Linked DNA regions of Homo sapiens: region 2 is linked to region 1. A link is a loop called in an ENCODE intact Hi-C map of the cell type or tissue named here. Cell type or tissue: PC-9. All regions are shown on one strand.

Region 1 (2,500 bases):
TCTAGAAACTTGCACTGTGCTTGGTCATTGAACATAATAAGTGAAATCATAGGCGATAATTCAGGCATTGAGTCAGAAATAAGTGTGAGCAATTTACAGGCAAGAGAGGGCCTGGAAAGGGGTGTAGGGAGAAAGAATGCCACAGGAGTGCTTTGGTTGACTCAGAATCCTTTGCAGTAACATCCACAATGCCTGGGGACCATGAGAATGTCCCCTGTACACGTGGCAGATTGGCTGAAAATTCAGTCTGAGCTTTGATCTGAGGAATGCTGGGTAGCAGACAAGCGGCCGATCGTGGTCCCCGGAAAGCTCTGAGTCACGGTTCTGGTGTGATCAGGACTCCAAAATCTCTTTCTGGTGATGACATTTGGCCCAGCATGACCCCAGGGGGGCATCCCTCTTACCTCCTTTCTCCTCATTCTGCGTGAACGACTTTGCGGTCGTTCACTCTCACACCCCTGCCAACTTCCATTGCACAAGCACACAATTTCCCATTTGCAAATATTTGCTCTCTGTCTCTGAGCTTGGCATGACTGGAACCTGTTATGAAATCAAACCATTGCCCTGGCTCACCCTCAAGGGCCAAATTACCCCAACATAAAGAAATTCCTGCAGCATACATGGGCCTGGGCCCCTCCTTAGGAGTGGCTCTGTCACCATTCCCAGAAGGTTGTCTGCTTGCTTTGGAGGAATTCCCAGGAGCCTGGCCTGCCTTTTGCTTCAATCTCAGCTATAAAAAGGGTGGAAACATGGAAACCAAGTCTCTCCAAATGACGGTAGGATGTGTGATAGAAGGTGAAAGTCAGAGTGCCTGAACCCCAGTGTGTCCCCAGACAACACTGCTGCTGCTGCACCACCCAGCACATAGTAGGTCCTCAACAAATGTGTGGTGAATAGCTGGGTAGTAGTAGAAGAGCGCTTCTCTTTTTGTAAGAGCCCCTGGCAAAGCAGATCTATTTCTTCCCGGTACAACTTTATCCAAATGAAACCAGTGAAAGTGAGCACTGAGAGGCATTCTGGAAAGAGAAGCCTTAAAGGGCAGCCTAGGGCTGGGAGTGGATTGGCAGCAGGGGCTCACGGCCTTTGGCCTTGGTGCTCCCCAGTAGTGTTGTGAGGGGTGGGGGTGGGTGGTTCATTTGGCCACATTAATGCAAATGCATCTCAGGTTTCTTTTGGTTCCAACAGGGACGCCCACTGTCCTTTGCTGGTCTGTGGCCTCCCAGTGACACCTGCAGCCTCCAGGAGCCCATCTTGCTCCCGTTATGGCTGCCCAGAGTAACTGGAGCTCCCCTTCCTCACCACTTTGCCCTGGCATTTCCAGACTTTTCAAAGCACTTTCAAAGTCACTATCTCACATCGTGCATGCTAACTGATGTGTGATTGAGATTTTTTTTACATATTAAGATGAGTACATAACTCAGGGGAAATAGCAGACTTTTTAAAAATAAAAGGCAAAGTCCTCAAAACCAAAACCAAAAAAAGATACCCCCTTTGCCGACCTGCCAGCCCAAGTTGTTTTGTCAGGACAGACAGGTCTGGCATTTCAACACCAGAGGGAGCTAGTGGTCAAGTTATGTAGACAAGTTAGTTGCCCTTCTCAAGAAATTCTCAACTTGGCTCTTTTATTCTCTTTTCCGTCACTTCACAGAGAGGCAGAAGACAGCTTTCATGGGTTTGGTGGGTGGAGCAGGTGTGGTGAATGAGCATCAAAGGGCAGCTGATGCAATGAGGCAGGGTAGTGGGGACAGAATTCTGGGCACAGTGCTGTTGCCTGGTCTCTGATCAGCCCGCGGATCAGAGTTATTAGTGATAACTCCATTAGTCAAGTCGGTGCCATGGCCTGGCTGCGCTGGAGTTTTCTTGTTTGTTTTTGTCCTGAGAAAGCCACCCTGCCACCACCTCACCCCACCCCCACCTTTAGCCCAATGGGCATCTTGGGTTCAGTAGCTCAGTTGAACTGTCCAGGCTGGTCTGGGGGGGCTCTCTCCAGACAGGTGACCAGGTTATGTAGAGCATTACGGAGATCTGGCTGCTTATCCTGCCTGGCTTCACTCCAGGAACAGTTTTGGTTTTTAAACATTTTTAGTAGACTTTACTTTTTAGAGTAGTTTTAGGTTCACAACAAAATAGGTCAAAGGTATAAAGATTTTCCACAAACCTTCTGCCTCCACACATGCACGGCCTCCCTCACCATCAGCATTCTGCAACGGAGTGGTATATTTGTTAACGGTCAGTGAACCTTCATTGACACATCATCATCAAAGTCCATAGTTTACATTAGGGCTCACTCTTGGTGGTGTACATTTCCATGATTTTGGACAAATGTATAATGACATGAATCTACCATTATAGTATCTTACAGAATAGTTTTACTGCACTAAAAATCCTCTGTGTTCTGCTTCTTCATCCCTCCCTCTCTCCTAACCCCTGGTAACCACTAAACTTTTTACCATTTTCATAGTTTTACCTTTTCCAGAATGTCCTATAGTTGGAATGATAC
Region 2 (2,500 bases), 370 kb after region 1:
ATACACTCTCCGCCTCAATTCCCCTTTAGAGACAAATCCTGCAAAAACCAATGCCTGTCCAAGATACCTAATGGGGTGAGGGGTTCTCCATTTTAATCAGGAAATTCACTAGGTTTAATGACATCTGAGACACACAAGGTGCTGTGATTCCCACAAAGGGGATTGTTTTCCTACAAGAAAAGTTAGAATCTGAAGAAAATGTATGGCAGTTAGAATCCACAAAATCAATTTTGAAGCAGTTTGGTACTTGTCTTATATATACTGAGACCACAGACACAATCAAGCAAAAAAAGAAAAAGGGTCATGGAGAAAAAGATGAAAACCGACAGGAAAGAAGGGAGAGAAAAGACAACTCTAATTTTACATTGAACTCTCAGGTCAAATCAGTTGAATCTGAAACAACCTATTCTGAAACATCTGAAATAGAATAAAGGAATACAGATGGTTCAAAATGCATTTGTCCTCCTGTTAATGAGGGATCAGAGTACCATATTAAGTCCTGCATTAATTGTTTTTAAAATAGTAAATACTTTTAAAAGTAAATTTCATAACAATTCATGTCGGTCACATTTATGTACCTATGGTCAACTGCTCTAGACAAGGGGAGCAAGTTGAGTAGCAGGGTAAAAGAAAAATATCCTGATTATTAATGGAATTAATGATCTCTTCTTCATTTACGACTCAAACATAGGCAATATACTCTGTTTCCCGAAATACTGAGCAACCAGTTACGAACTGTCATTTACTGTGCATCTGCTATGTAACTGTGTGCCAGAGACCATTACATCAAAGTAAAAGAGATGATTCCTGATCTTCAGGAGTTGAGAGTTTGAGACATAAGCCATTTAATGAAACCACAGTGAATGGTACAAAATACAACATTCCATTTACCCAAAAGGAAGACAAAAGTTGTTCCCAAGTAGTTTAACTTTAAAATAGGGTGGTTCTTAAATTCATGTGGAGGTGCCATCTAGTGGTGAAAGAGGTAACTGTGAAGGAAGCCAAGCCGTCAGGGAGATAGAGGCCAGGCCTTTCTAATTATCATATAATCCCACTGCGATTTTGTCAGTTGTAGGAGTCTTCCTGTATCTTAGAAATAAATTATAAAACCAAATTATGTGGATAGGAGCAGTATCACCAGGGGAAGAGGTTTCAAAATTACAGTAAAAATTTCAAATCAACAAAGAGGGTCATACAATTTTTACAGGTAAAGAACTTTAGGGCAACCCTGTTTTGTCATTGCATTTAGGGAACATAGGACATATTAATATCAGGAGTTACAGTTGAATAAAGATGCCTACATTCCAAGTTCTGTGGATAAATTTATGGTGAATTGTTTTTCTACAAAGAAGTTGAGAATAAGTAAAAATGGTGAAAGTGAGGGAAACGTTGAGGATCCTAAAGATAATGTCAGTAAGGAGAACTATAAAGAGCCATAAGTGGTAAAACACACACACAACCTTCCTATGTATACTCTTACCCCTACAGGTACCCTGTAACACTCCACAGACAGGATAGAAATGGATTTCCCGTTAATTACAGAGCTGGTTGTATAGATTTCATATAACCATGTAGTATTTGAGGAAAACACAAGGCTTAAGTACTGTTTAAAGCAAACAAAATCTAGATGAAAATATATTAAAACCAACCGAAGGCACTGAAATCTGAGTTAGTGAACAGCGTACATATTAGTAAGGAAACGCAGTGTCAAAGCTTATAAGCACATATAGAAACCAAAATGAGATAAATCACGGGGTGCTGAGGAGAGGCGATGGGCAGAGTGTGGAAGGAAAGCAAGCCGACTTGAAGTATTTATTAGCAGATACATTCTTTGGAAAACAAATAGGTGGTTACAAAGTACTTAAAACTTTCATCCTCTTAAACAGTTTAAATACTCTCTCACCATCTTGCTTACATGATTAATTTACCTAGCAAATCCTTTACTCGTGTAGGGAACAGGGGTAAAAACTGCAGCCAGATCTTGCGTGACTCCAGGCGGTGGCATCTGAAGTCAGGCACCGTGGCGCTGCACCGCACGTGGACGGGTGCTGGCGATTACATGCGGGGAAGAAGAGCGAGCCTTCTCAGGCCTGTGGGTGGATTTCTTTCTGCCACTTGAGGTGGCAGCACTCACGCTGTAGCCAAGAGAATAATTTTTTTGCGAGCACTCTGCTGTAGGTGGTGTATTTTGAATAGAGCTTCTAAACAGTTTTGAGAGTAAAGAGCAATGAATCATTCATTTTACATTTTGAAGGCACATCTCACTCTGAAGTCCAGTGCTCAGAGAGCTGACCCACGTATTTACTTGGGGTAACACCAACTTCAGAATTTAACAACCCCCTTTAAAGCTGTATTTTCTATTTCCTTTCATCCTTCCTCTGCCTCCTTGTGGCTGACTATCTATCTGCATCTCTCTCCTCACTGCATCCTTGGTCTGCTGTTTTTTGACTTTATTATTAAAAAGTATCCTCTGTTCTTATGTTTGAAATCTGGTGAATTA

What was found. Peaks named below come from ENCODE experiments on the same cell type or tissue, not always from the same donor. Only the 100,000 strongest peaks of a DNase experiment are listed, where the experiment ranks them.
Region 2: a loop joins it to region 1, with 8 times the contacts of the local background. A loop is called at or near these places in 53 of 110 quality-filtered maps.

Annotation. Positions count from the first base shown.
Region 1 is chr2:45,992,039-45,994,538 of GRCh38, forward strand. The region is part of intron 6 of PRKCE (protein kinase C epsilon); the gene reads left to right. Among named protein-coding and RNA genes, the nearest start is that of EPAS1, 300 kb to the right of the region's middle. In PC-9, CTCF peaks have their summits at 1,491 and 1,690; DNase peaks (open chromatin) are centred at 363 and 1,563; H3K4me3 peaks cover 47 bases; H3K27ac peaks cover 1,506 bases.
Region 2 is chr2:46,364,100-46,366,599 of GRCh38, forward strand. The region is part of intron 6 of EPAS1 (endothelial PAS domain protein 1); the gene reads left to right. Among named protein-coding and RNA genes, the nearest start is that of LINC01820, 29 kb to the right of the region's middle. In PC-9, CTCF peaks have their summits at 978 (motif pointing left), 1,178 and 2,400 (motif pointing left); a DNase peak (open chromatin) is centred at 952; H3K27ac peaks cover 317 bases.